Linked DNA regions of Homo sapiens: all the other regions are linked to region 1. Evidence: chromatin loops called from intact Hi-C (ENCODE). Cell type or tissue: endothelial cell of umbilical vein. All regions are shown on one strand. Each heading gives the region's core, and the rest is flanking DNA. Links, peaks and the distances in the headings are about the cores only.

Region 1 (10,981 bases), core at 3,796-8,795:
TACTCCAGCCTGGGCGACAGAGTGAGACTCCGTCTCAAAAAAAAAAAGGGCCAGCTGGCAGTGCCATGAGGCTCATGGAATGTCCTGGTCTGTGGAATCGTGGAGGGTGACAGGAGCAGCATCATCATCATCAGGCATTGTATGACGAGGATGATACACTGCCACCGTGGCCTGTCCAGTTGGTGTGGATAAACTGCCCTGGTTTGGCCAAGAGTTCATAGGTGTGAGCCCCAAAGGAATCCCGCTGAGCCTGGATGAGGTTGGCTGGAAGCATCTCGTGTCTGTACTTGTCATAGAAGGAGAGGGCAGTGACAAAACAGGGCATGGGAATGCCAGCCTGGACCCCAGTGCTGACTGCCCACCACCAAGAGTCCTAGTGGTTTTCAACAGCTGACTTAAGAAGTCGTCCAGTAGGAGGTTCTGAGGTTCTGGGTTTCGATCAAACGCATCCTTTATCTTTCCTAGGAATACACTTCTAATAATGCAGCCCCCTCTCCACATCAGGGCAATATCACCATAATTGAGGGTCCAGCCAAACTCGGTGGCTCCCTGCCTTAGCAGCATAAAGCCTTGAGCATAAGAGATGATCTTGGAAGCATAGAGGGACATTCTGAATATCCTCCAGGAATGATTTCTTATCACCATCAAACTGGAACTTTTGGGGACCCTTCAGCTTTTTGCTAGCTTGAATTCTCCCATCCTTCAGAGATGACAGGCACCAAGCAAAGACGGCTTCTCCAATGAGGGTGACGGGTATGCCATACTCCAGGGCAGAGATGGTGGTCCACTTCCCCATGCCCTTCTGCCCTGCACTGTCCCTGATCTTTGGCAGCAAGTGTTTGCCATCAGCACCTTGGAACTTGAGAATATTGGCTGTGATTTCAATCAGGAATGAGTCTAGCTCTGTCTTATTCCAATCCTCAAAGGCCTGGGCCATCTTGTCCTGTGCCATGCCCAGCACGTCTTTCATCAGGTGGTATGCCTCACAGATCAGCTGCATGTCCCCATACTCTATCCTGTTGTGCGCCATCTTCACAAAGTGGCCTGCTCCCTCATCTCCCACTCAGTCACAGCAGGGTTCCTACTTTTGCAGCAACACCTTGGAAGATGGTCTTGATGTGGGGCCATGCTTCTTTGTTCCCTCCTGGCGTGAGCAATGAACCATACCAGGCCCCTTCCTCTCCACCACTGACTCCGCTCCCCACAAATAAAATTCCCTTGGCCTTGAGGTCTTGGCACCGTCTTGTGGTGTCCCTATATTCAGAATTTCCTCCATCAATGATGATGTCACCAATGTCCAACAATGGTATCAGTTTTTTGATGAAATAATCCACAGCTTGCCCAGCCTTCACCAGGAGGATGATCCGCTGGGGCTTCTTCAGCTTGGAGACCATCTCTTTCAGGGACTGGGCACCCACCACTTTGGTTCCCTTTGCCTCATTGGCCAAGAAATCATCCACTTCGGAGACAGTCCTATTAAAAGCACAGACCACAAAGCCATGGTCTTTCATGGTCAGAATTAAGTTCTGGCCCATGACTGCCAATCTGATCAGCACGATGTCAGCTTGGGCCATGGCAGTGGACAGAGTAGAACCGAAGAGCGGCGAGGCATGGAGGAAGAGTCTGATCTTTAAAACTGATAATAGGAAGTGCTGTGAAGGCATTTTACCCAAAAATAAGAACCCTAGGCCGAGTGTGATGACTCATGCCTGTAATTCCAGCACGATGGGAGGCTGAGGTGGGAGGAGTGCTTGAACCCAGAGGTTTGAGACCAGGCCACACAACATAAGGAGACCCTGTGTCTCAAAAAAAAAAAAAAAAAAGAAAAGAAAAGAAAAAAAAGAAAGAAAGAAGAAAAATTAGCTGGGTATGGTGGTGCCTGTGTAGTTCCAGCTACTTGGGAGGGTAAGGTGGATAAGGTGGGAGGATCACTTGAGCCTGGGAAGTTTAGGCTGCAATAAGCTGTGATTGTGCCACTGCACTGCAGGCTGGGTGGCAGAGCGAGACCCTGTTTCAAAAAAAAAAAAAAAGAACCCTAGCTCCTGTCATTTCATGTGATAGCATAACTTCTATCTAAATTCAGCTTTTATATATATATTTTTTTAATTTTTATTTTTATTGATCATTCTTGGGTGTTTCTCACAGAGAGGGATTTGGCAGGGTCATAGGACAATAGCGGAGGGAAGGTCAGCAGATAAACAAGTGAACAAAGGTCTCTGGTTTTCCTAGGCAGAGGACCCTGAGGCCTTCCACAGTGTTTGTGTCCCTGGGTACTTGAGATTAGGGAGTGGTGATGACTCTTAATGAGCATGCTGCCTTCAAGCATCTGTTTAACAAAACACATCTTGCACTGCCCTTAATCCATTTAACCCTGAGTGGACACAGCACATGTTTCAGAGAGCACAGGGTTCGGGGGTAAGGTCACAGATCAACAGGATCCCAAGGCAGAAGAATTTTTCTTAGTACAGAACAAAATGAAAAGTCTCCCATGTCTACTTCTTTCCACACAGACACGGCAACCATCTGATTTCTCAATCTTTTCCCCACCTTTCCCAGCTTTCTATTCCACAAAACCACCATTGTCATCATGGCCCGTTCTCAATGAGCTGTTGGGCACACCTCCCAGATGGGGTGGTGGCCGGGCAGAGGGGCTCCTCACTTCCCAGTAGGGGCGGCCGGGCAGAGGCGCCCCTCACCTCCCGGGTGGGGCGGCTGGCCGGGCAAGGGGCTGACCCCCCCACCTCCCTCCCGGAAGGGGGCGGCTGGCCGGGCGGGGGGCTGACCCCCCCACCCCCCTCCCGGATGAGGTGGCTGGCCGGGCAGAGGGGCTCCTCACTTCCCAGTAGGGGCGGCCGGGCAGAGGCGCCCCTCACCTCCCGGACGGGGCGGCTGGCCGGGTGGGGGGCTGACCCCCCCACCTCCCTCCCGGACGGGGCGGCTAGCCGGGCGGGGGGCTGACTCCCCCACCTCCCTCCCGGACGGTGCGGCTGGCCGGGCAGAGGGGCTCCTCACTTCCCAGTAGGGGCGGCCGGGCAGAGGCGCCCCTCACCTCCCGGACGAGGCGGCTGGCCGGGCGGGGGGCTGACCCCCCCACCTCCCTCCCGGACGGGGCGGCTGGCCGGGCAGAGGGGCTCCTCACTTCCCAGTAGGGGCGGCCGGGCAGAGGCGCCCCTAACCTCCCGGACGAGGCGGCTGGCCGGGCGGGGGGCTGACCCCCCACCTCCCTCCCGGACGGGGCGGCTGGCCGGGCGGGGGGCTGACCCCCCCACCTCCCTCCCGGACGGGGCGGCTGGCCGGGCGGGGGCTGACCCCCACCTCCCTCCCGGACGGGGCAGCTGCCGGGCAGAGACGCTCCTCACTTCCCAGACGGGGTGGCTGCCGGGCAGAGGGGCTCCTCACTTCTCAGACGGGGCGGCTGCCGGGCGGAGGGTCTCCTCACTTCTCAGATGGGGCGGTTGCCAGGCGGAGGGTCTCCTCCCTTCTCAGATGGGGCGGCTGGGCAGAGACGCTCCTCACCTCCCAGACGGGGTCGCGACCGGGCAGAGGCGCTCCTCACATCCCAGACGGGGCGGCGGGGCAAAGGCACTCCCCACATCTCAGACGATGGCCGGCCGGCCAGAGACGCTCCTCACTTCCTAGATGGGATGGCGGCCGGGAAGAGGCGCTCCTCACTTCCTAGATGGGATGGCAGCCGAGCAGAGACGCTCCTCACTTTCCAGACTGGGCAGCCAGGCAGAGGGGCTCCTAACATCCCAGACGATGGGCGGCCAGGCAGAGACGCTCCTCACTTCCTAGACGGGGTGGCGGCCGGGCAGAGGCTGCACTCTGGGCACTTTGGGAGGCCAAGGCAGGCGGCTGGGAGGTGGAGGTTGTAGCGAGCCGAGATCACGCCACTGCACTCCAGCCTGGGCACCATTGAGCACTGAGTGAACCAGACACCGTCTGCAATCCTGGCACCTCCGGAGGCCGAGGCTGGCGGATCACTAGCGGTTAGGAGCTGGAGGCCAGCCCGGCCAACACAGCGAAACCCCGTCTCCACCAAAAAAATACGAAAACCAGTCAGGCGTGGCGGCACGCGCCTGCAATTGCAGGCACTCGGCAGGCTGAGGCAGGAGAATCAGGCAGGGAGGTTGCAGTGAGCCAAGATGGCAGCAGTACAGTCCAGCTTCAGCTCGGCATCAGAGGGAGACCGTGGAAAGAGAGGGAGAGGGAGACCGTGGGGAGAGGGAGAGGAGGGAGAGGGAGAGGGAGAGGGAGAGGGAGAGGGCAGCTTTTATATTTTAAGAGTATTGACATTATTAAAAATAAATAAAGAGGCCAGGCACAGAGGCTCACGCCTGTAATCCCAGCACTTTGGGTGGCCAAAGTGGGTCAATGGCTTGAGCCCAGGGGTTCAAGACCAGCCTGGGCAACATGGTGACACCCCATCTCTACAGAAAATACAAAAATTAACCGGGCGTGGCAGTGGGTACCTGTGGTCCTTGGTACTTAGCTACTTGGGGGGCTAAGGCAGTAGAATAGATTGAGCCTGGGAGGTAGAGGTTGTAGTGAGCTGAGATTGTGCCATTGCCCTCCAGCCTGAGTGACAAGAGTGAAACTCTGTCTCAAAACAAACAAAACAAAACAAAACCCTGTCTCAAAAAAGAAAAAAATATTTCCATGAAGAAACCCCAGTTTCAGTGCTGAAAATTTTTAAATATTCAGGAAATAAATAACATCAATCATATATAAACTCTTTCAAAAAAAGAGGAGAAAAGAACAACTCCTCATTTTTAGAGATGGGGTCTCCGTCTGTTGCCCAGACTGGTCTCAAACTCCTAAGCTCAAGTGATCCTCCTGTCTTGACCTCCCAAAGTGCTGGGATTACAAGAGTGAGCCACTGAGCTCAACCCCAATTTGTTTTTTGTTCTTTCTTTCTTTTTTGTTTTGTTTTTTTTAGATGGAGTTTTGCTCTTGTTGCCCAGGCTGGAGTGCAATGGCGCAATCTAGGCTCACCGCAACCTCTGCCTCCCGGGTTCAAGCGATTCTCCTGACTCAGCCTCCCAAGTAGCTGGGATTACAGGTGCCTGCCACCACGACCGGCTAATTTTTTTGTATTTTTAATAGAAATGGGGTTTCACCATGTTGGCCAGGCTGGTCTTGAACTCCTGACCTCAGGTGATCCACCTGCCTCGGCCTTCCAAAGTGCTGGGATTACAGGCATGAGCCACCGCACCCAGCTGTTTTTTCTTTTCTTGAAACAGAATCTCATTATCTTGCCCAAGGTAGGGTGCAGTAGTGTGAACACAGCTCACTGGAGCCTTGACCTCCTGGGCTCAAGCCATCATCCTGCCTCAACCTCCTGAGAAGCTGGGACCACAGACGTGCACCACCAGGCCTGGCTAATTTTTTAAATTTTTTTGTAGAGACTAGGTCTTGCCATGTTGCCCAGGCTGGTCTAAAACTCCTGGGCTCAAGCAGGAGTCTAAAACTCCTGGGCTCACCTCGGTCTTCCAAAGGGCTAGGATTACACACGTGAGCCACTGCACCTGGCTACTCAATTTGTTTTATGTGGCCATAATAACCACAAACTAGACAAATATATTACAAAATTAAATAAATAAAATAATATGCCAATATCCCTCATAAATTATATAATATGCTAATATCCCTCATACTCAAAAATTATTTACAAAATATTAGTAAATTTAATCCAACAACATATTAAAGGATTATATATATAAATATATATATACACATATATATACACACACACATATATATATGAAACCACCCCCACAGGATTGACAAGAATTGCATGTAGGGTTCTGGACTGATATGTAGTCATAACTAAGTATTAATCAGGCTGTACTTTGGCCCACTTCCTTGTTGCTAAAAGTCAGGTAGCACCAGGTACTGACCATTTGCATTCCCATTATTCCTATAGATAGGATTTCTGAAGTTAGGGTTGTAAGACTGTTTAAGAATTGATTTGCTTTAACATGAGGAAGGAAATTCAAAGAAAAAAAGAAATAAATAAAAGAATTGATTTGCATCCCCTTTGTTCCTATAGGCACGTTCTCTGACATTGGAATCATAAGACTTTTGTTTAAGAATCACTTGTAGGCTGGGCACAGTGGCTCATGCCTGTAATTCCAGCACTTTGAGAAGCTGAGGCAAGCGGATCACGAGGTCAGGAGATTGAGACCACCCTGACCAACATGGTGAAACCCCATCTCTACTAAATACGAACATTTAGCAAGGTGTGGTGGCACATGCCTGTGTAATCCCAGCTACTTGGGAGGCTGAGGCAGGAGAATCACTTGAACCCAGGAGGCAGAAGTTGTAGTGAACCGAGATTGTGCCACTATACTTCAGTCTGGGCAACAAGAGTGAAACTCCATCTCAAAAACAACAACAAGTCACTTGCTAGGCGCAGCGGCTCACGCCTGTTATCCCAGCACTTTGGGAGGCCGAGGCGGGTGGATCACCTGAGGTCAGGAGTTCGAGACCAGCCTGACCAACATGACGAAACCCCCCTCTCTACTAAAAATACAAAATTAGCCGGGCATGGTGGCAGGTGCCTGTAATCCCGACTAATTGGGAGGCTGAGGTTTCAGTGAGCCTAGATGGCGCCATTGCACTACAGCCTGGGCAACAAGAGCAAAACTCCATCTAAAAAAAGAATCACTTAACACCTTAAGCAATGGCTCACTCCCATAAGCCCAGCACTTTGGGAGGCCCAGGCGGGGCAGATCACCTGAGGTCAGGAGTTCAAGACCAGCCTAGCCAAAATGGTGAAATCCTGGTCTCTACTAAAAATACAAAAATTAGCCAGGCGTGGTGGCACATGCCTGTAATCACAGCTACTCGGCAGGCTGAGGCACCAGAATCCCTTGAATCCAGGAGGTGAAGGTTGCAGTGAGCCAAGATTGTGCCACTGAACTCCAGCCTGAGTGACAGAGTGAAACTCCGTCTACAAAATAAATAAATAACTTCAGATGTTTTTCACACCCTGACTTCCAGCAAGTAGTTTGAAGACCCCCACAGAGAAATGTGATCAGCATAAGAATACATCTTCATTTCTTTGTCCCTTGACTTCATCCTGCATTCTTTTTTCTATTGATTAGTTTTTATTTTTGTGGGTACATAAGTGTATACATTTATGGGGTACATGAAATGTTTTGATACTGACATGCAATGTGAAATAAGCACATCATGAAGAATGGGGTATCCATTCCCTCAAACAAACCAATTATACTATTTTATTTATTTATTTGGAGACAAAGTCTCGCTCTGTCACCTAGGCTGCAATGAAGTGGCACCATCTCGGCTCACTGCAACCTCAGCCCCCCGGGTTCAAGCGCATTCTCCTGCCTCAGGCTCCCAAGTAGCTGGGATTACAGGCACTTGCCACCACATCTGGCTAATTTTTTATATTTCTGGTAGAGACAGGGTTTCACCATGTTGGGCAGGCTGGTCTCGAACTCCTGACCTCAGGTGATCCACCCATGTAAGCCTCCCAAAGTGCTAGGATTATAGGCATGAGCCACCGTGCCCAGGCTACACTCTTTAGTTTAAAATGTACAGTTATTGGCCGGCGCGGTGGCTCATGCCTGTAATCCCAGCACTTGGGGAGGCAGAGGCTGGCGGATCACCCTAGGTCAGGAGTTCGAGACCAGCCTGCCCAACATGGAGAAACCCCCATCTGTAATAAAAATACAAAAAGCTGGGCTGGGCACAGTGGCTCACACCTGTAATCCCAGCACTTTGGGAGGCTGAGGTGGATGGATCACTTGAGGTCGGGAGTTCAAGACCAGCCTGACCAACATGGAGAAACTCCGCCTCTACTAAAAATACAAAATTAGCTGGGTGTGGTGGTGGATGCCTGTAATCCCAGCTACTCGGGAGGCTAAGACAGGAGAATCGCTTGAACCCGGGAGGTGGAGGTTGCAGTGAGCCAAAATTGCACTATTGAACTCCAGCCTGGACAACAAGAGCGAAACTCTGTCTCAAAAAAAAAAAAAAAAAAAAAAAATAGCGGGAATAATATCTGGTTGGTGTTGATCTAGGAAGAAGATAATTTTTTTTTTGAAGAAAAGAATGACAGACTCAGAGCTTCACATGTAAATGAATACAAGAAATCTAGTCCCAACTTTCTAAGCTTAAAGATAAAGAATGCTAGACTCAGGCCAGGAGCAGTGGCTCACACCTGTAATCCTAGCACTTTGGGTGGCTGAGGCAGGCAGATTGCCTGAGCTCAGGAGGTTGAGACCAGCCTGGCCAACATGGTGAAACCTGTCTCTACTAAAAATACAAAAATTAGCCGGCGGGGCATGTGGGGCATGTGCCTATAATCCCAGCTACTGGGGAGGCTGAGGCAGGAGAATCGCTTGAACCCAGGAGGTGAAGGTTGCAGTGAGCCGAGATCACGCCATTGTACTCCAGCCTGGGTGACAAGAGCAAAACTCCATCTCAAAAAAAAAAAAAGTATATTAAACTATATACTGGTGTAGCATACAGTTGATAGGATTCTTCCATTTGAGGAGAGAAATAAACAGTTTTTTCACTCACGTCCGTGTGAAGAGACCACCAAACAGGCTTTGTGTGAGCAATAAAGCTGTTTATTTCACCTGGGTGCAGGTGGGCTGAGTCCGAAAAGAGAGTCAGCAAAGGGTGGTGGATTATCATTGGTTCTTACAGGTTTTGGGATAGGCGGTGAAGTTAAGAGCAATGCTTTGCGGGCAGGGGTGGATCTCACAACGTACATTCTCAAGGGCGGGGAGAATTACAAAGAACCCTCTTAAGGGTGGGGGAGATTAGAAAGTACTTTCTTAAGGGTGGGGGAGATTAGAAAATACATTGATCAGTTAGGGTGGGGCAGAAACAAATCACAATGGTGGAATGTCATCAGTTAAGGCTATTTTTACTTCTTTTGTAGATCTTCAGTTACTTGAAGCCATCTGGATGCATTCGTGCAAGTCACAGGGGATGCGATGGCTTGGCTTGGGCTCAGAGGCCTGACAAGTTTCATCTTCAGTACTGGGAAAAGACGTCCTTAATTGCTTGTGCTTTTGTTATTAATTTGTCCAGCAAGCTTCCTCTCTTTTAGTGACAGACCCTGTCCTCTTGGCCTTGAAGGCTGGCACATGACCAAACCTGGGTAATCATAGGTTCTCACTTTTACTGGACGTGATAAATTGTCCAAAGGGCATGTGATGCAAGCAGGGCCCAATGCCAGATGATTCAGAGACACAGACAAGTAATGTGATATCCTAGACCCCAGGGAAATACCTCTTGCTGGGTACCTCATTCCTGATAAAGTGTGGTGGAGATCACTATTATCCCACATTCATTCTACTCCTCTTCCTTTAGCAACAGAATCCTTGCGCCTATGTTTTCCAGCCTATTTTTGAGATAGGTGTGTCCATGAGACTCAATGGGGCCAGTGGGATTGACTGAAGTTATTGAATGGCATTTCTATGATTTGACTTTTTAAATTTAAATTTTTTTTTTTTTTTTTTTTTTTTTTGGAGACGGAGTCTCACTCTGTCGCCCAGGCTGGAGTACAGTAGCACAATCTCGGCTCACTGCAACCTCCACCTCCCGGGTTCAAGCAATTCTCCTGCCTCAGCCTCCCAAGTAGCTGGGACTACCGGCACCCGCCACCAAGCCTGGCTAATTTTTTTGTATTTTTTAGTAGAGATGGGGTTTCACTGTGTTGCCCAGGCTGGTTTTGAACTCCTGAGCTCAGGCAATCTGCCTGCCTCGGCCTCCCAAAGTGCTAGGATTACAGGTGTCAGCTACCATGCCCAGCTATGATTTGACTTTAAACCATTAGACATGTACTTTTTCATTCTCTTTTCCCTATTCCTGCAGGCCAGAAAGCAGATGGGGCAGTGACTCAGCTTTAATCCTGTAGAAGCGGATAACATCTTAGACGATGGTAGACCAATAAGCTAGAAAGATTTGTTCCTTATTGATTTTTGTCTCCAACTCCTCTAGAAAATACTTTATGATCATTCCCAAGTCCTTATAGTTTTGCAAACAAGAAGTAGGTGCAGAATCAAGAGAATATTCTATCTCTGCCTTTTTCATCTCTCTTAGGAATGGCCTTAGAGGATATTGACTAAGGGATATCCTCCTAGCAAGCAGGACTGGAAGTAGATCAGTTTGACCACAAGATTCATTCCACTGACTGGAGAATGAATTTTTGCTGTCCTTGTCCAGTGGCCATTGTAAATTGTCTTTCCTTTAAAATATGGTATTAAAAGATTGTCCTGTATTCTTTCATTGTTGACTGGGGTTGTTTTAATTTTTTTTATTTTTAAGGTCTGGATTGAGATGAAATGGGGTTGTTTTTATTTAAAATTTAGTCATTTGAAATAGGACCATGAAGACCTGACCAAGAAGAGCACACACCCTCAAGAGATCCCTTGCTTTGGAACTGTGCGTGGTGACTTTTTTTTTTTTTTTTTTTTTGAGACAGTCTCGCTCTGTCGCCCATGCTGGAGTGCAATGGTGTGATCTGGGCTCACTGCAACCTCTGCCTTCCGGGTTCAAGTGATTCTCCTGCCTCAGCCTCCTAAGTAGCTGGGATTACAGGTGCACACCACCACGTCCAGCTAATTTTTGTATTTTTAGTAGAGACAGGGTTTCGCCATGTTGGTCAGGCTGGTCTCCAACTCCTGACCTCATGATCCACCTGCCTCGGCTTCCCAAAGTGCTGGGATTACAGGCATGAGCCACCGAGCCCGGCCTAATTTTTGTATTTTTAGTCAGATGGGGTTTCATCATGTTGGTCTGGTCTCGAATTCCTGACATTGTGATCTGCCCACCTTGGCCTCCCAAAATGCTGGGATTACAGGCGTGAGCCACCGAGCCCAGCCTAATTTTTGTATTTTTAGTAGAGATGTAGATGTATTTTTAGTAGGGATGGGGTTTCACCATGTTGGTCAGTCTGGTCTCAAATTCCTGACCTTGTGATCTGCCTGCCTCGGCC
Region 2 (10,350 bases), core at 5,351-10,350, 230 kb after region 1:
TTCTTTGGTTATCTCTATACAATAGAAGAGGAATGGAGACTTAGAGAGGTGAGATAGTTTGTCCAAAACCATAAAGCTAGTAAGTGCTGAGGCCAGAATTCTAGCCAAATTTAGAGGTCTGTTCTAACCACTGCACTGTTCTTTGCACTGCACTGCACTTGGAAGAGATGAATTGTAACAATTCTGACCGAGAAAAGAGAGAAGATGAAATATTAAGACTGACTAATTTATTCATTCATTCCTTCAAAATATATATACATGGCATGTCTACTATATGCCATGCTGGACACTTTCAGCAGTGAAGGAGGTGGAGAAATTCTTTATCCTCATAGGTCTTACATAACAGTTGAAGGAGCAGAAAACAAATAACCTATATATTTACAATAAATATATGTTTTAAAGAAAAATATAGCAGAACAAAGGGATTAGATGAGTTGGGCAGGAGGAGGCTATTTTAAATTGGGCACTCAGCTGTGGTTTTTCTGCAAACAGAACAAAAGCAGCTATGGGAGAGTCAAGCAAAATCTTGAGATGTGCATGCCAAACAATAGGAATACACTAAGCTGGGCATGACCTTGGTGTGTCTGAGCAATGGCAAGAAAGCCAGTGAGGCTGGAGTAAAGGTGCAAGAGGAATAACATTACAAAATGACTTCAGATAGTCAGCTTTATTTATGCTACTCCCTCAAAATATTGGAAATTCCATCTCAGGGTGTGCCCTATGACATGAATACGATGACCTACACAAGCAAGCCATGTCCATTGCTTTACAGTGCTAGAGAAAACATCTGAGAATACATGTACTGGTAAGGATGGATATTATATAGCAAAGACACGGAATCAACCTAAATGTCCATCAGTGATAGACTGGACAAAGAAAATGTGGTACATATACACCATGGAATACTATGCAGCCATAAAAAAGAACAAGATCATGTCCTTTGCAGGGACATGAATGGAGCTGGAGGCCATTATCCTTAGCAAACTAATGCAGGAACAGAAAACCAAATACCACATGTTCTCACTTAGAAGTGGGAATTAAATGATAAGAACTCATGGTCACATAGATGGGTAGGGCCTATTGGAGGTAGGAGGGTGAAAGGAGGGAGAGGAACAGGAAAAACAACCAATGGGTACTAGGCTTAATACCTGGGTGATGAAATAATCTGTACAGCAAACCCCCATGACACAAGTTTACCTATGTAACACACCTGAACTTGTACCCCTGAACTTAAGAAATAAAGTAAAATAAAATGAATAATGCAAAAAAAGATGGATATTATAGTTCATGTATTATAGTGCCTCCAGTGGACTTTTAAAAAAATCAAGTTAACATTAACCTGATTCTAAGATTCATTTATTTGGGCTCAAATATTGGTCGACTACACTCCAAATGGTCCCTGGTAAGTCAGTTCAGCGCACATTTTCCTACAGCCCATAGTGCTTCTGTAGTAGTTTAATTTTTTAGAATGAACCCAAAGTCCTATTTAGCACCTCTGAATTTATTTATTTATTTATTTATTTGAGATGGAGTCTTACTCTTGTCGCCCAGGCTGGAATGCAATGGCACGATCTTGGCTCACTGCAACCTCTGCCTTTTGGGTTCAAGCAATTCTCCTGCCTCAGCCTCCCGAGTAGCTGGGACTACAGGCATGCACCACCATGCCCGGCTAATTTTTGTATTTTTTAGTAGAGACAGGGTTTCACCATGTTGGCCAGGCTGGTCTCGAACTCCTGACGTTGGGTGATCCACCTGCCTCAGCCTCCCAAAGTGCTGGGATTATAGATGTGAGCCATTGCGCCCCGCCAGCACCTCTGAATTTAATGATGGTAGTAGCAGTAGTACAAACCATAACCAGAATGACCGCATTATTTCTGGGAGGAAATTAATTCTGGGTTCCACTAAGTGGGGCCAAATCACAGCTCCTTATACAGCCCACTCTGGTTCTGCTGTTTTTATAGGGTCTCCACAGCAGCAGTGAGGTTCCTAGAGTTCTTGTGGCATCCGAGGGAGCCCTGTGCAGTTAAAGAGGGTCCTGGTGGATCCTGGTGACCTAAGTGGTAGTAGGGAATCACACAAGAGTCCCCAGAATATCATGAGCGGGCAGAGAGCCCCACTGTTCTCAGCAGTGGAAGGAAAAGGAAAGTAAACATGATGCAAAGGCGCAATTCTGGCACAGAAGAGAGGGGGCCTCCGGGCAGTACTGCTCTGCTGCCAATTCTAAGGGGAACTGTTCTTATTAGAGGGGCACCCCTCAGAATTCAGTGTGTCTGGAGTTGTTCAATGTGGAGGTGAACTCCTGAATAAGACATCTCTGTCCGGGTGAGAGACATTTATGCATCAGGTAATGGTATGTAGAAAACTGTCTTAGAAACTTCTGCTTATATGTTACAAACTTCTCCATATATTGAAATACACGTATATTTAATAAATCAGAAGATATAGTAGGGTTATTTGGCTTCATGCTTTTTCATATACCAAGTTGTGTGACCAGAAGTGATAGTTTGTCTCCAGAACTGCGTTTTGGATCCATCCTTCTGGTTACGTTGTGGATGAATGCAGAGGGAGGAAAGACTGGAGACAGGAAGAAGAGTTAAGAAATCAGGAAATGATTGAAATAGTGCAGGTAAGAGGTGTCTAGGGTCCGATCTAGGACAGGATAATTTGACATTTTAGGTAGAAAAATTGGACAGGATTGAAGAATTTGACATGAAGGCAAGGAAGGAGAATAGCATAGAACCCAGTGCCTGGTTGACTAAGTGGGTGATAGTGAATGAAGGAACAATTTTGGGGGAATGACAGTGATTTCACTTTTAGACACATGGAGTTTGTTGTTTTGTTCTGTTTTTTAGAGACAAAATTCCAGCCTGTAGCCGAGGCTGGAGTGCAGAGACACATTGAGTTTGATACTCCCAGGGATACCCATATTGGAAGCTCCAGCAAGCCTGGAGTCCAGTGTCACCAGCATGCAAGTGACCACTGAACCAGGGGAATGCAACAACCATCACTGACAGTTTGTAGAGGACACAACATCTAGGAAAGAACTTTGATGAACAACAATGGTCAGAGGGAAGGGTATTAGCAATGAGAGTTTATGTTCTGGAAAATCAAAGGGCATGTCATTAACTTGATTTACAGAGCACCATAACCCCAATATCTCTGCTCCTGGCTACTTAATACCATTCAATGATGATTATTAGAAACACTTACAATGAACATAAAATAGGCTGCTTCTTCCTCCTTTAAATCATTACTAAAATATATCCTATGTAATAATCTGCAAAGAATTTAACATCATTTAAAACAGGATTAAATAAGCTCTTTGGTTATCTTTTAGAGGAGACTTAAAAGTTATAAATATTTGCATTGACTTAAAATTTTTTAATTGCAAAACAGTCCACTTATTTTAGTCAATTTCATATTGTTTTAGTCAACCCTACTAATACTGTCAGACTTTTCCTGTTTTTGAAATTGTCAGTAATATGTCAGAATTTTTTTTTTTTTTTTTTTTGAGACGGAGTCTCGCTCTGTCGCCCAGGCTGGAGTGCAGTGGTGCGATCTCGCTCACTGCAACCTCCGCCTCCCGGGTTCACGCCATTCTCCTGCCTCAGCCTCCCGAGTAGCTGGGACTACAGACGCCCGCCAACATGCCCGGCTGATTTTTTGTATTTTTAGTAGAGATGGGGTTTCACCGTGTTAGCCAGGATGGTCTCAATCTCCTGACCTCGTGATCCGCCCATCTCGGCCTCCCAAAGTGCTGGGATTACAGGCGTGAGCCACCACGCCCGGCCATATGTCAGAATTTTTGATCAGCAAAAAACCAATGCATCTTAATTAAAAAAAATAAATTAGAAGCAGGGCTGCGAGGACATATTCCAAGGAAGCCAGAGCTGGAGTTGGGGCCAGCTGGGCCGGTGACATGGAGCCCCTGAACCAGCAAACGCACAAGCAGGTCCATGAGATACATTCTCACATGGGACACCTGGAGACGGCAGACAAGCAGTCTGTGCACTTAGTAGAAGGTGAAATCCAAGCAAGCACAGACCAGATATTCAGCCATCTAGAACATCGGGAGATTTTGTCCAGCAAGGAGCCCCCTAATAAAAGGCAGAATGCCAAACTTCGGGTTGACCAGTTTAAGTATGATGTTCAGCACCTGCAGACTGCTCTCAGAAACTTCCAGCACTGGTGCTATGCAAGGGAGCAGCAGGAGGGACAGCAAGAAGAGCTTCTATCTCGAACCTTCACCACTAACAATTCTCAATCACAATCCTCTGACAACTATTGGAGATTATTATCTGTTTAAATTACCGGCATTACAATATCTCGACATGGAAACAACACAAGTCCCACTAACAACAATTGAGAACATCCCCATGATGACTCTTGAATTGGAAAAACTAGCTGTCAGCTTCTCAGTCTGCACAATTAATCAAGAAATAATGTGGAGCCACTGGTACAAATAATGAGGCATCTCCCAGAAGTTTAACTTCCTATCCATCCAATCTCTTGGACAGATAATACCAGTTAATTACTTTGAATGTGGCTCTAAAAGCTGAGTTGGGGGCTGCTTTATGACTGGAGATGGTTTGACCTTCTCAGGTGGCTCTGATGGCTGAGCTGGTATCTCCTGCTGCAGTGGAGGACTGACCTCTTCAGTGGACTTCGGAGGATGACCTGAGGCTTCCTGCTGGGTTGCAGATGGTTCAACCTCCTTAGGGGGCTCTGGTGGCTCATCTGGGAACTCTGCTGGACTGGAGAAGGTTCTACCTCCTTAGGGGGGTCTGGAGTCTGAGCTGGGGGCTATAATTGGGTTGAGGAAGAGCCCACCTCTTTGGAGTGTTCTGGAGGCTGAGCTGGGGCCTGTTCCTGGCTTGTTGTAAGTTTCTTACCTGGCTCTGGAGTTACCGTAAGCTCCACGTCCACAGGTTTGATTGTGACACTGGGCAAGTGTGAGTGCTGAACTTCACTCCAACTTTTCAATGGAACATTTACCTCATGATGTATCAATAGTGGGGCTAGGATCTCTTCAAAGGCAGGTAGCTGCTGTGCTGGAGCCTTCTGCTCTGTTGAAGAGTGGACCCCCTCAAGGGACTGTGAAGGCAGAGCTGGGGCCTCCAGCTTTGGTTGAAGAAAGTTCTACCACCTCAGGGAGCTGTGGAAGCTGCGCTGCAGCTTCTTGCTGGAGTAGAGGACTGGATCTCTTCAGTGGTTTCTGGATTTTGAGTTTCAGGCTCTAGATGGAACTGAGAAAGTCCAGCTTGCTCAGGAGGCCCTGGAGGCTCATCTGAGCTCACCTGGAGTTCTGGAGGCAGGCTGCCCAGATACAGTATATCCATACTTGAATCTAAATACCCATTCTGCAGAGTTTGTTTCTGACGCTGAGGTTTTGATACAAATCGGTATGGAGTTCCAACAACAACCTTGGCAAGCCTTTGATGCTGAGCTAGATCTTTCTTCCGGTTCTTGGGCGAAACAGTAAAGTTCCTTGCTTTTGATTTCTATCTAGAGGTGGAACAAGTATTTCATATGCCTGATGATCTGCAGCCTGATCTAGATCTACAGTTAGAAACTTACTTTTGAGGCAAAGAGGCCGAGCTAGGGCCTGGTTCTGATCCCAGTCTAGCATTGCAACCACCTCTGGGAGACTTCTGTGCCGAGTCAGCTTGTCATTCAGATCCCAGTGTGCAGCAGCGAACTGCTCTGGCCCCGGGGCAGCTCTCCAGCTGAATCCGTGTCCAAGAATGGAACCAAACTCTGAGCCAAAGTCTCAGTCGATTCCTGAAGCGGAGCTGACGTCTGGGAGGAAGCAGAAGACCCCAGGTAATCAAAGCTCTCCCGGGTCTGCCCGGGGGTGGGGAGTTAGCTCATGGCGGCGATTCGCGTGGGAGATCGGAGGAGCGGGAAGACCAGGGCTAAGTTGGCCCCAGGGAGTCAGAGGTCAGCTGGAGCGGGTCCTGGACCCACTCCAGAGGCTAAGCCGCCTGGACTAGTAGCCACAATAGTTGCCATGTGAGGAGGGGCCCGTGGGGCCCAGAGACGCAGCCGGGACAAGACAAGCGCTGGCGCCGCGCACTGAGCAGGAGCCATTAGGGCAGCCCCGAGACGCTGGCGCCCCTGGCAACCGCGCGCCCCATCCCGTCCTTTATTAACTACACCTTTATTTACGCAGCCTTTATTAGGCTCGGGTCCAGATCCGCTCCGCGTCACCAGGGCAATCTTATCCCACAATCCAGCCCAAACCTCCCTTCCGCCCTGCCCGGCCGGAACACCCCTCCCCTCCCCTCTGCGAGGAAGAATTTGGGCCGCGGGGTCTGCGGTCCCAAGACTCCAGCAGCCTGGTGGGGTGGGGTGGGGTGGGGTGGGTTGGAGGTGCGGCAGAGCTTCCCAAGGAAGTTATGGGACCTTGCCTCGGGATATTCAGAAGTGCCAGTCCAGTTCTGGCAGCCTGAACTCTTCCTCCTCCAAGCTGAAATCCGAGAGATGCTTTTCCTCCTCTTGGCCATAGGGAAAGCAACTGACCTGCAAAATGTGCGCCAGTTAGGGTGGCAGGCAGAGCACACATTACGGTCATTTATTCCAAAATGTTGCCATTTTCGCCAAACCTTTGATATCCTTTGTTGCATGTTTGGTAATTAATTCACCACCCTATTAGGCAGGGGCTGCCGGGGAATAAACGAGGACTCCAAATTTTCTGTAGGAGGGGTTTTGGGGGGTGAGCAATTCAGTCTGGGAGAGAGAAGGCCTTTAATCCTAGTGAATAGCTCTTTGCACTAGCCTGGGAGGAAGCTGAACTGTCATCCTGCCTTGACTTAACACAGCCTTTACCCTAGAAGCTACAGCGCCACTCTTCAGAGGTCTACCCTGTGTGCACACAGGGAGAAGACGCTTAGGTTGTTAAAGTCAGCATGTTAAATAATTTTCTGAAATGCGACTATAACTAGAACCCAGCTGACTTCCCCCATAGCCATTCTTACCTATCTTATTACTGATTGTCTGGTACAATCACAAAGTGCGGTGGTACTGACACCTACCTTTTAGGGTTGTTTGAGGATTTCATGGGATAATGAATGTAGACTGCTTTGCAAACAGTGAGCTTTCAATAAAAGGGATCTATTATAAAACAATAATTAAAAAAGAAATTAGAAGCCAATAAGAAAAACATTAACATTGTGTGATGGTGGAAATATGTATGCTATATTGCTAAATTATATGTTTAAATTTCAAAAAATTAAATAGTTCAAAAATGTAGTTTTCATATTTCATTATTCAGCTGCAGCCTGCAGTGAAAACATGTCTTTTCTGTACATTTTGAGTATGCCAAGATTTAAAATCCAACCTCATGATTAGTATGTAATTCATTTATATGTCAGAGGCTACACTCATAAACGTGAATAATCATTCCCAACTTCCTTTTCTAGCTGATATTTTTTGACCCAAATTGAGTAATAAAGAGGTCTTGGTATTTCATTAGTGATTGAAGACCTCAAATTCTCTTTTATTGTGTGTGATTCTGCCACTAAGAACGGGATCATAGTAGCGCTGTGGTTTATTCAAGTTCTGATTCTTCCCACCGTGATAGCCACTGACTGCCAACATTACCGGAACCACTGTTGCCAGATGAAATGAAGGCAAGTAGGCAGAGGAAAACCATCCTGTGAGCACCCACTTCAGGCCTGTGCTCCTAGGCTAAGCTGAGCCTGCTGATGAGGGAGTCACAGAGACGTTCATCTCAAGCACTTCTCAAAGCCGCCTCTAGGGGGCAGAACAATCACAAACCTGAGAGCACTACTGAGGAAGACTCATTGTAATGTGAGCAGCCACCCAGGATTCTGCATCCTTTCCTTATAAATGTTATGTGGTGTGCCTTTTAATTCCACTCACAATTGATTTGTTTTCATGATATATGGTACCAAGCTCTAAAGTTACAAAAATATATTCTTATTCTCCAGAATCAATATTACCCAATATTACCAATTCCTTATGTATTCTTCCAGAGAATACGTGTGTATGTGTGTGTGTGTTGTGTATACAATACCCTTGCTCCTTCCTCCTTCTATATGAATGGTAGTATCCATATACTCAATTCTGTATCTTGGTTTCACTTAATATTATCTTGGATGAGATTCTATAAAAGAATACAGGAAGCTTTTTTTTGTTTATGGTTGCAAATTATTCTAGCTATGTGTATACCATAATTTTTAAATACTTCAGTAAAGGGCATTTAATTATTTCTTCAGTACTACAGAATCTTGTGTATGCATAATTTCACTTATGCATGAGTACATCTGAGGGTGGAATTCCTAGTGTAGAATTCCTAGTTCGAAGGGTATGTGAGTTTGCAACTTGATAGATACTGCCAAGTGTATCAATCAGGGCTCTCCAGAGAAACAGAACCCACATACACACATACACACACACACACATACACACACAGAGAGAGAGAGAGAGAGAGAAAGAAAGAGAATTGGCTTACACAATTGTGAGGGATGATAAATCTGAAATCTGTAAGGCAGGATGCCAAGTTAGAAACTCAGGCAAGAGTTATTGTTGTAGTCTTGAGTCTGAAATTTGTAGGGCAGGCTAGCAGGCTGGAACTCAGGAAAGACACCTATGTTTCAGCCTGGAGGTAAATTCCTTCTACTCTGGGAAACCTTCGTCTTTGTTCTTAAGACCTTTAACTGATTGGATAAGACCTATCGACATTATCAAGGGTAGCCTGCTTTACTTAGCGTCAACTGCTTAAAGATGTTAACCACATCTACAAAATATCTTCATGGCAATGCCTAGACTAGTGTTTAACCAGACAACTGCACACCCTTGCCTAGTCAAGTTGACACACATTATTTTTTTTGTAAGTTTTTATTTTTTACAGTTTTGATTCATGATGGTTTATAATGTATATGTTAGGCATTCTACTATGGAAATGTAACACAGATGTTTAACATGAAGTTGCTGACATCCACTTTTGTTGGTTTTTTTTTATACTTTAAGTTCTAGGGTACATGTGCACAACGTGCAGGTTTGATGCATAGGTATACATGTGCCATGTTGGCTTGCTTCACCCATCAACTCGTCATTTATATTAGGTATTTCTCCTAATGCTATCCCCCACCCAGCCCCCCACCCCCCGACAGGCCCCGGTGGACATACGCTGTTACAAAGACTTTCTGAAGGACTCTCATGCACATACGCCTGTAACAAGAACTTCTGCCAAGAACTTCCTAAAGTGCAGCTTGCTACATGAGTCACAAGGACAGCAAGCAGAATGCACAAGAACACTTGCCTGACACACTGTCTCCACGAATGAACCAGTGTCAACTCCTGTGATGATCCCCTGTAACCAACATTCTCTGTTTGAAAACAAATGATGTATACTTCTCCCTTTTGCCTTTAAACACTTCCCCCTGCCTCAGCCACTTTGGATGTGCCTACGGTCTCCAAAGCCTGCATATCCCAGATTTGCAAATCTTCTGTGCACACCCAAATAAGCTTATTATCTTTGAAGGGTCTCTTTCTGTTTGTTATTTAGCTTGACAGGCCTAACTCTGGTCATGAGGACCCTATGGCACGGGTGGTGAGCAGGGTGACACACATGCCAAGGTGAGCAGGGTGACACACGTGCCAATTCACATTATTTCATTCCATTTCAATCCACACAGTCTCATTCAGGTCAATGTTCCATCTTCAAATTTCTTTCCCCCGTTCAAGGGGCCTCTTGGGGACAGGGAATTGAGGGACCTCTACTCCACATGGGTGGGCGTCAGTCCTTTTGGGAACTCCCTGGTTCCTGCTCCAGGTCTGGTGTCCTTTGAAGCGCTACTGATTAGTTGTACCTTGTGGTGTTGGATATCACGATGGCACCCATAGCTGAAGTCCTGCCATTTGCCCACAATTTTGCAGTCCTTGACATCTCTCCAGCCCAGGCCTCAGGGAGCCTGCTGGTAATCTCAGCACCTCTTTGCCCCTTCCCAGGGAACACACCAGTGTCTGGATCCACAGCACACTCTGCTCAGAAGTGAGGGACTAGGAGCGGTATTTCAGGTTCATCCACCTGTCTTTCTTCTTATTGAAACCACCTTTGCAAAATTACAACTGAAGAAATTATGACAGTGAAAGAAATTAGACCTAAGCAACTCCATCTTGCTTCTAACCTTTAAGCTGTCCTTGTTCATTCCTGGGCATAGGCCAAACTAACTTTAAGAAGAAATTCAGTTCATGGTTTGACTTTAAAACAAAATTAATAACAGCCCTTTTCTGAAAAGACCCCCTTCTTGCCTGGGGACCAGTCTGCCTTTGCAGGACTGACAAATTAGCTACAAGTTTAGAAATTACAGTTTAGGAGTCATG
Region 3 (10,981 bases), core at 2,474-7,473, 220 kb after region 1:
AATAAGTAAATAACAAACAAACAAAATTTCCTTGGTAATAAATTGACAGTTATAGATAAACTATTTTCCTGGGTTCTGTGAGCCGCTCTAGCAAATTATTGAACCCAAGAAGGGGGTTGTGGGAACTTCTGATTTGTAGCCAAATCAGAGAGAAATTGTGGGTAACCTGGGGACCTACTACTTGGAACTGTCATCTGAACTGGGGGACAGTTGTGTGGGACTGGACCCTTAACCTGTGGGGTCTGCACAGATTCCAGTTAGTGTCAGAACTGAATTGCATTGTAGGACACCCAGTTGGTGTCAGAGAACTGATCAGTGTGGGGAAAACTCCACACATCTGGTCACAGAAGTGTATTGAGTGTGAGTGTAGTACAGGGTTTTTCCAATCTTACGGTAGGTCTGTTGAGGACCTCATTGGTGATTAGAATGTATAGTTAAGTTTAGAAGCCGTTTACCACCAACTTTGAGGGTTTCAATCTTTGCTTCACATCAGAGCCACCCAATGAACTGTGAACTCAAAAGTATCTGAGACAGGTCTCAATCAACTTAGAAAGTTTATTTTGCCAAGGTTAAGGATACGCCCGTGACAAGGCCTCAAGAGGTCCCGATGACATGTGCCCAAGGTGGCTGGGGTACAGCTTGCTTTTATACTTTTTAGAGAGACATGCACATCAATATAACCTGTAATATTACAATGTAATATGTACATTGGTTCAATCTGGAAAGGCGCGGCACTTGAAGCAAGGTAGTCGGGGGCTTCCAGATTACAGGTAGATTTAAAAATTTTCTGGTTGGTGATTGTTTGAAAGAGTTCATTATTTTCTAACAACCTAGAGTCAATAGAAAGGAATGTCTAGGTTACGATGATCAGGATTTGTGGAGACCAAAGTTTTATCATGCAGATGAAGCCTCTGGTAGCAGGCTCCAGGGCGAATAAATTGTAAATGTTTCTTATCAGACTTAAGGTCTGTGTTGATGTTAATGCTGGTCAGCTTTTCTTGAATTCCAAAAGGGAAGAGCGTATAACGAGGCATGTCTGACTACCCCCTTCTCATCATGGTCTAAACTAGTACTGCAGGTTAACTTTGGAATATCCTTGGCAGAGAGGAGGGGTCCGTCTAATACAGGAGTTATTAAGAAATCATATTTAGGCAGCTAGAAAGGGTGAAAGTTTTCAGTAGAGTTTTCTTTTAATGAAAAGCAACCCCCAAAACATTTCTTTTCTAACAGAAAGTGGCTTGAAAAACCAAACCGGCAAGCATTGATATGCACATGCTGGTGGCTGGAAGGCGGGTACGTTCAATATAGTGTCTCCCGCCCTCTTTTCCTTGTCACCATGTGTGCCAGGTGTCACGGCAGCCTCCAGATAAAGCACATGTGCAGGACATCATGGCGACGCACATATCCATATTAAAAGGCTGGGACGGGAGGGCCAGTTTTTTCGCTGGCTACATGAATGACACACCTGGTCAAACCAATCCCCTGGGCCCTGTGCAAATCAGACACTGTCTCCTCCAGCCTCCCAATATAACCAACTGCTTTTTGCTGCACGTGGGTTTTTTTTCCATTCAGAGGCCCCCCTTCCCTCTGTACAGGGGAGCTGTTTTCTTCTTTTTTGCCTATTACACTTTCTGCTCCTTAAATCCACTCCACCTGTGTCTGTGTCACTAATTTTCTCGGTGCAAGACCAAGGACCCTGGGTGTTTCTCCAGACAATGGAGCCATGTCATGTTGGTGCATTGGCTGGGAATCCAAGGTACAACATTCATTGGAGCGGTGAGTAGAGGAGCAAACTCAAAATCGATCCCATCATTCCGAGGCTCTTGGCCTCTATTTTTAAATCAGATCAATTAATGGGCATCTGTCAGCTGTCTAGATATCCTTATTGTGGCTGACATTCTTATAAGACTTAAAGAATGTCAGACTTGCTGGGGAGGACATGGAGAACCCCCCAATACCCATAGGTTATTGGGAATGTTGGCCATCCTTCAAACCAGTTTTTATTCATAGGGAAACTTTGCCATTGTGCGAGGCCAGGAAAGGTTCTGAAATAACTGAGAGTTTCTGGCTGGGGCACACCCTGGTGTTATTCAAAGGCTTCTGGACTGGACCCAGCCTCTGACAGCCTGCTCTGGGTGTTGGTAAAAGATCCCCAGCTATCCTATTGCAAAACTTTTCTTCTTTTTCTTTTCCTTTTTTTTGAGACAGAGTTTCACTCTTATTGCCCAGGCTGGAGTACAATGGCGAGATCTCGGCTCACTGCAACCTCCGCCTCCCAGGTTCAAGTGATTCTCCTGACTCAGCCTCCCGAGTAGCTGGGACTACAGGGGCCGGCCACCATGCCTGGCTAATTTTTGCAGTTTTAGTAGAGACAGGGTTTCTCCATGTTGGCCAGGCTAGTCTTGTACTCCTGACCTCAGGTGTTCCACCCGCCTCGGCCTCCCAAAGTGCTGGGATTACAGGCGTGAGCCACCACGCCAGGCCAAAACTTTCCTTCTTTTTCTATCAGCGGTCGTTATATCTCTTATTCTCTCTGTGTGTCAAATGTGTGGTAATTTTTACAGCCTAGGGAAGAAGTAATCCGTTAGGCAAAATCAGGAAATGCTATAATAACCATGGATATAGCTCAGGGAAATGCTGTTGTAATCTAGGAACAGAGGTCTCCCCTTCCCCCACAGTGAGGTCACTCACTAATATTCCTCATGGTATTTCTTTTTTTCGCTAATATTCCTCGCTAATATTTGTTTTTTGCTAATATTCCTCATGGTATTTCTTTTTTTCTTTCTCTCTCTCTTCTTTTTTTTTTTTGGAGATAGGGTTTCGCTCTTGTTGCCCAGGCTGGAGTGCAATGGCGCAATCTCGGCTCACCACAACCTCCGCCTCCCAGGTTCAAGCAATTCTCCTGCCTCAGCCTCCCAAGTAGCTGGGATTACAGGCAGGTGCCACCATGCCTGGCTAATTTTGTATTTTTAGTAGAGACAAGGTTTCTCCACGTTGGCCAGGCTGGTCTTGAACTCCCGACCTCAGGTGATCCACCCACCTCGGTCTCCCAAAGTGCTGGGATTACAGGTGTGAGCCACCGTGTCTGGCCCAGCACATGGTATTTCTAAGCCAACAGTGTTACATAGTGGAAATAGAGATCCTCTTTATAAGACACATTGCTGGTCCTCTGTGGTACACTGCAGCTTCCCAATTTTTCCTTTTTGCACCTTTCTACTGGAAACCAGGCTTCATGCTGCTCCTGTGAATGAGAAAATTCTGCCTTCAACAATTAGGAGTAATATGTCCTCCGCAGCCAAATTGTGGTCCCAGTACTGTCCCATCAGCAGGGAAATCCCCATTAGGTCCCCATGGCCCCTTAAGGCAACTACTCTGTCTCTGATTAAGACAGTACTTAATTAGTAAAGGGATTTTAAGTCCAGAAGTTAACTGGAACCATTTTTCTCAGGGTAAATGCTTTAGCACAGGCCATAATAGCAGGCAATCTACCACATTCCCTCCATTAGAGGGGCCTTGCCTTTCCCAAGATGCATTTTTTTTAGGGAGGCACGCAGGTCACACAAGTCTAGAAAGTCAAAGGGAAATCGTAAGCAGAGGACTAGAGCTACCAGGGTGAGCATGACTAGCCCCCAAAGCTTAGTTTCTCTGGTGCCATGGCTTGGAGGGTCATGCCTACAACCATGGGCAGCACATTTAAAAGGGTGCCGGGACCCAGGAACCAGGGAGGGAAAATAGTTGAGGGGATGCTCCCACTGTCTTCTTCTCCACCCTGGGTCACTTACAGAAAGGAAGGAGACTACAGGGATGCCTTCTCTCACTTCTTTTTCTAGATGGGTAACAGATTATCTTCATCTTGCACCCCTCTGGAGTGCACTCTGAAACACTGGAACTTCTTTAACCTCAGAACTTTGAAGAGAAAAGTGGCTTTTTTTTTTTTTTTTGCACAAGAGAATGACATTTTTACTAAACCTTTACAAGTGTTGTAAGATCAACCCAGCTCTTTTAGCAGTCATATTGGGCAGGCCCAAAGAGATTAATTCCCCCAAATTAGAGAAGCAACTTCCAGGGGAATCATCTGAGGATCCCCCTTATTTGGGGCCCCTTCAAGTTCCCTTCTTATTACAGGACCTTAGGCAAATAAAGGGAGACTTAGGCTGATTTTCTAAAGACCCTGATAGGTATATAGAAACTTTCCAAAATTTAACTCAGGTATTTGACCTCACATGGAGGGGTGTTATGTTGCTCCTAAGTCAGACCCTCACTGCAGCTGAAAATAACTGGTTGTTTAAAGGAAGGGTGTTTAGAACAGGTCAGAAAGTTTGAGTATGTTGTAAGAGGGTCTGTGAAATTCAGTCATGAAAGAGTTTAGTAATTAAAGGAAAGGAATTATCAAGATTAACACTAAAGTTATCGTAGCCACCCAATAACGTATTTCTCCCAATCATATTGCAAGTTACAAAATGGTCTAAGCCTAAAATTGTTCTCTACTGGCAAGTCAAGGGGGAAATGTATGCTTTTCTCAAGGAAAATGTTACTTTTATATTAATGTTTCTGGTAATGTACAGCGCCATCTAGTGGAGGCAAGCCAGTATTACAACCCATTGGTGTAACAGGTATCAAACTCTACTGTCATAGTTAGGGTCTATAAGACTTCCACTAACAGTGGTCATCTTGTTTTTGTTTTTGTTTTGAGACAGATTCTTGTCCTGTCACCCAGGTTGGAGTGCAGTTGCATGATCTCAGCTCACTGCCTCTGCCTCCTGGGATCAAGCAATTCTCCTGAGTAGCTGGGACTTCAGGTGCATACCACCATGCCCGGCTAATTTTTTTTTTTTTTTTTTTTTTTGTATTTTTGGTAGAGACAGGGTTTCTCCATGTTGGCCAGGGTGGTCTCGAACTCCTGACCTCAGGTGATCTGCCCGCCTTGGCCTCCCAAAGTGCCGGGATTACAGGTGTGAGCCACTGCATCCAGCCAACAGTGGTAATCTTAATATTCATGTTCTAACTCTACATTTTAAACCTTCTTATAAAATGCATCTCTTTTCATCTAGAAGCAATCAAACTCCAAATGGTGTTGCAGACAGAACCTCACATGGACACGCCATTCTTCTGAGAACCCTTACATCAACCTCAGGAGGAGGCCCAACTGCTGTCCCTCACAGGATGCCCCTTTTTCAGCAGGAAGTAGCCAGAAAGAATTGTCATCCAACACCCCCTAACAGCAGTTAGATTTACTTCCCCAGATGGTGGAAATAGTATGGGAGTTATTTAGAAATAATTTTTAGGCAGCCAGAAAGGGTGAAAGTTCTCAGTGGAATTTTCCTTTAATGAAAAGCAACCCCAAAAGCATTTTTTTTCTAACAGAAAGCGACTTAAAAAACCAGACTAGCAAACACTGATATGCAAATGCTGGCGGCTAGAAGCCAGGTACATTCAACATGGTGTCTCCTGCCCTCTTTATCTTGTCACCATGTGTGCCAGGTGTCATGGCAACCTCCAGATAAAGCCACGTGTGCAGGACATCATGGCAAACCGCATTTGCATATGAAAGGCTAGGGTGGCAGGGCCAGTTTTTTCACGGGCTACCTGAATGACACACCTGGTCAAACCAATCCCCTGGGCCCTATGCAAATCAGACACTGCCTCCTCCAGCCTCCCAATATAACTGACTGCTTTCCGCTGCACGTGGGGTTTTTCCGTTCGGAGCCCCCCTCCCTCTGTACAGGGGAGCAGTTTTCTTCTTTCTTGCCTATTAAACTTTCCACTTCTTGAAACCACTCCATGTGTGTCCATGTCACTAATTTTCTTGGTGAGAGACAAAGGACCCTGGATGTTTCTCCAGACAACGGAGCCGTATCACATTCAGATAGTTGGGGGTGGGAGAGGGGTCTTAGAAATTTAATTTTGGTTTACAGAACTTTAAACAAATATTTCTGTCCAGACTCTACCATCTACCATTTAAATCCGATCTTTGGGGGAGAATCAGGCACAGTATTTCCTAAAAGTTTGCCAAGTTATTTTAATGTGTAACCAAGATTGAGAACCCTTGCTCCAAAACATTACATGGTTGCAGTGATTCAGACTTTATGTTCTCAGAGACTAGACGAATGGCAAGGAGAAGCGTTCCAAAAAAAAGTCATCTGGCTAATGATAATCTAGGGTGAAATATCTGGCATTTATTACTATTTTTTTTTAGGAAGAATATAAAACAGAAAAAAAAGGTTTTACATATAATTCAAAATATCAGGATAGAGACATCTAGTGTTGAATTTAGATGCTTACTCAGAATTTCAGTAATCTGTTCTTCCCCCCTTGGCCAGTATTATTTAAGGTTAAATGCAGAGATATAATTTCCAGTAGTCTTTTAATTTGGACTCTTCAAGACTATGAAGTGGGTGATTTGGTGATTGTGTAGGGGTTGGGGTGGGCCTGTGCCAACATAAATATACTTCTTCGGGCCTTCTAATAAATTTGGAAAAAAAATGACATAGAGCCCTATGAGGCTTGTTATAAATAAATTTTCGGTGCTGCCAAAGAAATAGCACTCTCACATAAAGTTAATTTTCTCAGCAAGGCAATTTTTACTTCTATAGAAGGGCATGACTGGCGGATGGAGCAATGGCAAGAGCACACCTGAACAAGGGAGGAGAAGGGGTTTTTATTCCTGACACAGGTAGCTCCTACTGCTGTGTCGTTCCCTTATTGGCTAGGGTTAGACCACACAGTCTAAGGTAATTCCCATTGGCTATTTTAAAGAGAGCAGGGGTACGAGCCAGAGTGGCGGGGTGAGTAGTTTGGCGGGAAAGGCGGTTACAGAACGGGTGACTCAGGATGAGTCAGGACAGAGCAGGTGACCAGGGGTGACTCAGGTTAAAGCCGGTGACCAGGGGAACAGATGTGAACTACTGATTAGAACTGGCAGGAAAGTTGTTTACTGAAGCTAGAGGCAAGGGGGCGAAGAGAACCAGAAAGTTAAACTTTAAAATGGAGAACACAGAGTAAGAGAACTGAACATACTGACATACTGATTCTTTGAAGAGGAACATGGAGTTCACTATATTTAACAGGCTGAGAACAACATCAAATAATTATCCCCAAACATAAGTATGCTGAGTTGGATTCGATCTTCCTAAATTCCTGTCCTACCACAAATCTAGAGCTTTTGCACCCATTCAACCTGATTTGAGATTAAGATACTTGTCTCTCCAGTCATATGGAAAATCCTAGCTTGCCTCAAGACCTACCCACTGCACAGTGCTTTGAGCTCCTGGCAGCAGCCCTAGGCCCTTCCCTGGTACACTCACTGTGTAGCTCACTGTTCATGGCTTGGCAGTGAGCTAGAAGAGAAATGAGTCTGCAGCAAGAGTGAGAGAGAACCAAACATGAACCCATTATTTGCCCCCTCTATCTCCAAACAGGTAAGTCTGTCTTTGTCTCAAGGAAAGCAGGGAGTTAGAAGCATTGAAAAGAAGTTTGAAATATTCTTCAGTACTGTGCCTTCTCTTTATAAAAATAAGCATTTCCCTTTCCTCAGATGCACAAAAAATATTTTTTGGAGCAAAATGTATCATTTCTGTAAATTAATGTGCTTTAAATGTAAATGATAAGAAACAATAAAGCTTAACTTATTTAGCATTTTCCTGAAATTATGAAAAGCTATAGCAAATAGTGGAAATGTGTATAAAGGGTATACAGTATAAGGTCTTCATGAAAATTTATCCTATTAAAAATAGAGGCTGGGTGAGGTGGCTCACGTCTGTAATCCCAGCACTTTGGGAGGCCGAGGCAGTGGATCATCTGAGGCCAGGAGTTTGAGACCAGCCTGGACAACATGGTGAAACCCCATCTCCACTAAAAATGCAAAAATTAGCCAGGTATGGTGGTGTGTGCCTATAATCCCAGCTACTTGGGAGGCTGAGGAAGGAGAATCACTTGAACCCGGGAGGCAGAGGTTGCAGTGAGCTGAGATTGCGCCACTGCACTCCAGCCTGGGCAACAGAGTGAAACTCTGTCTCAAAATAAATTAATAAATACATAAATAAAAATAAGATTCTGGCTGGGTGTGGTGGCTCATGCCTGTAATCCCAGCGCTTTGGGAGGCCTAGGTGGGAGGATCTCTTGAGCCTAGGAATTTGAGACCAGCCTGGGCAACATAGGAAGACCCCATCTCTACAAAAAATAAAATACTTAGCTGAGCATGGTGGTGCATGCCTATAGTCTTAGCTACTCGGGAAGCTGAGGCAGGAGGATCACTTGAGCCCTGGTGTTTGAGGCTGCAGTGAGCTATGATTGCACTACTATACTCCAGCCTGGGCAACAGAGCAAGACTCTGTCTCTTTAAATAAAATAAATAAATAAATAAATAATACTCTTATAATATGGGGAAGGCACTTTGAGACTAGAGGTCTCAGAAGGATGAGTGCCATTTAAAGTATGCTGTGGGCTCCACGTTAGAGAAAAAGTGAAGACCACATGGAGGTGAAAACCTGCAGTTAGAAGTTTCAAACTATGCTCAGATGGTCTTTATTTTTAATAATGATTTTTTTAAAAAATTTGTGAATAATAGATTCTCTTTTTCATTTAACTTGTAACAGAAATAAGCCTCAATGAAACAATTTGGACCTGAATTTTTCATGCTGAGGAATAGGCCATTTTGCTAATTCCATAATCATATCAACAAATAAACAAATTAGTGTTTATTCAATTTGTTAGAAAATTTGGGATCTCACTTGAGCAGCTGGCTGTCTTTGCTTGCCAAATTAATTGTAATGAATGATCTAATTTCTTAAGTAAATGAATTCGAAAAAATGTTGGATTAAATAGGTTTGTGACTAAGTGGTAGAATTATTAGGTTACCCTATGTTCTGTTAACAAGTATCCTGGAAACTGCATTTTGGAGTCTGGAACTCTATTAACAAATGTCACTTTATAGTAAAGTGTCCTTTGGTCATTAGTATACTCCCAAAATTAGCTGAATGAAGCAATTTGAGTATACTCTAGCAGTTTGAACTTGAGGGCCAATGCTATATTTGATACGTAAGCATGGGACTGGATTTTCACTTCCTATTTTTGAAGGCATGTCTTGGCAGCACAGGCCCTATGCACTTGGCCCATCCAGTTTTGATCATATTCAGCTGTTCCCATAAACAGAGAAAGCCCCATGGCCTTTCTGGAACAGCCTGTAGTAATAAGACATGACCTTAATATGTGCTACTCTCAGATCACGTCTTTTGAAGAACCTAAGCACATTTATAATCAAAATAGAAAAGGATATCAAACAGGCTTTTCCCCATAGTTAAACTACATATTTATTTCTCTTACTTTACCACATTATCTGTTATACTCCCTGCAATGACTGTTGACCATTAGGGGTAGTAGACAGCATTCTTCTTTTTTCTATTTTAATGAAAATAATTTGTGTTTATTTGAAATGTTTATGATTGATTTGTAGGAAATAAACTTCAACATGTTTGGAAGCTTCTCTTTATCTTAAATGAGTTTTAAAGAATGCAAAAGTGTCTGGTTGAATTTGTAGCTTCAGTTATTATGATCATGTTTTTATTCTCTTTCCATTTCTTAAAATATTAAATCATGTTCTTCCAGTGCTCGAACTATTCTTGAATTCCTAAATTAAATCCTATTTTGTTAAATTGATTATTTAATATATTGTTTGATTTGATTTGCTGGTTAAAAAAATATTTCTGACCTATATTCCTAAGTAAAAGTGATATTCCGCTGGGCATGGTGGCACACACCTGTAATCTCAGCACTCTGGGAGGCCAAGGCAGGAAGATCACTTAGGCCAGGAGATTGAAACCAACCTGGGCAACACAACCAGACTCTGTCTCTACAAAATAAAAAGTGATCTTCAGTTGTCCTGTGTGTGTGTGTTTACTTTTTATTGATTTTTTCCCCAGCTTCATTAAGATATAGTTGACAAATAAAGTTATATATATTCAAGGTATACAATGTGATATTTTGATATATGTATACACTGTGACACCATTAAACCAAGCTAATTAACATATCTATCACTTCACATACTTAGTTTGTGGTGAGAACATTATAAAATCTATTCTCTTAGCAATTTTCAAGTAGACAATACATTATTATTAACTATAGTCACCATGCTGTACAAGAGATCCCCAGAACTTCATCCCTCTGTCTAACTGAAAATTCGTACTCTTTGACCAACATTTCCTCATTCCCATCCCAGCCCCACTCTGCCCCAGCATCTGGCCACCAACATTCTACTCTCCACTTCTATGATTTCAACTTTCTTATATTCTACATATAAGTTAAATTATGCAGTATTTGTCTTTCTGTGCCTGGCCTATTTGACTCAGCATAATGTCCTCCAGGTTCATCCGTGTTGCTGCAAATAACAGGAATTCCTTCTTTTTGCCTTTTTTTTTTTTTTTTTTTTTTTTTTGAGACGGAGTCTCGCTCTGTCGCCCCGGCTGGAGTGCAGTGGCATGATCTCCGCTGACTGCAAGCTCTGCCTCCTGGGTTCATGCCATTCTCCTGCCTCAGCCTCCTAAGTAGCTGGGACTACAGGCGCCTGCCACCACGCCCAGCTAATTTTTGGTATTTTTAGTAGAGATAGGGTTTCACCCGGTGGTCTCTGTCTCCTGACCTCATGATCCGCCCACCTCGGCCTCCCAAAGTGCTGGGATTACAGACGTGAGCCACCGCACCCAGCCAGGAATTCCTTCTTTTTTAAGGCTGAATGGTATTCCATTGCATAGATATATCCCGTTTTCTTTATCCATTTATCTCTTGACAGACACTTAGGTTGATTCCATATCTTGGCTATCATGAATAATGCTCCAATGAACATGGGAATGAAGATATCTCTTTGACATAATGATTTCATTTACTTTGAATATATACCCAGAAATGGAATTGCTGGATCATATGGTAGTTCTATTTTTACTTTTTTGAGGAAGCTCCATACTGTCTTCCATAATGGCTGTGCCAA

Evidence for each region. Hi-C counts contacts between places; a loop is a spot of excess contacts. Peaks named below come from ENCODE experiments on the same cell type or tissue, not always from the same donor. Only the 100,000 strongest peaks of a DNase experiment are listed, where the experiment ranks them.
Region 2: it touches region 1 in a loop (4-fold over the local background); 7 of 110 quality-filtered maps call a loop at or near these places.
Region 3: a loop joins it to region 1, with 23 times the contacts of the local background. A loop is called at or near these places in 23 of 110 quality-filtered maps.

What each region holds. Positions count from the first base shown.
Region 1 is chr18:31,952,771-31,963,751 of GRCh38, reverse strand. It overlaps the pseudogene PGDP1. Among named protein-coding and RNA genes, the nearest start is that of TRAPPC8, 15 kb to the right of the region's middle. RefSeq lists a silencer at 6,561-6,620. In endothelial cell of umbilical vein, for the core only: no CTCF peak of the experiment used is centred there; a DNase peak (open chromatin) is centred at 6,641.
Region 2 is chr18:31,719,967-31,730,316 of GRCh38, reverse strand. It overlaps a transcript of B4GALT6 not described here, the pseudogene LRRC37A7P and the pseudogene LOC390846. Among named protein-coding and RNA genes, the nearest start is that of SLC25A52, 36 kb to the left of the region's middle. RefSeq lists enhancers at 5,400-5,899, 5,866-5,965, 5,195-6,394. In endothelial cell of umbilical vein, for the core only: a CTCF peak has its summit at 7,756 (motif pointing right); a DNase peak (open chromatin) is centred at 7,756; H3K4me3 peaks cover 436 bases; H3K27me3 peaks cover 1,310 bases.
Region 3 is chr18:31,734,935-31,745,915 of GRCh38, reverse strand. No RefSeq gene overlaps it. Among named protein-coding and RNA genes, the nearest start is that of SLC25A52, 20 kb to the left of the region's middle. RefSeq lists an enhancer at 6,459-7,658. In endothelial cell of umbilical vein, for the core only: a CTCF peak has its summit at 4,594 (motif pointing left); a DNase peak (open chromatin) is centred at 4,565.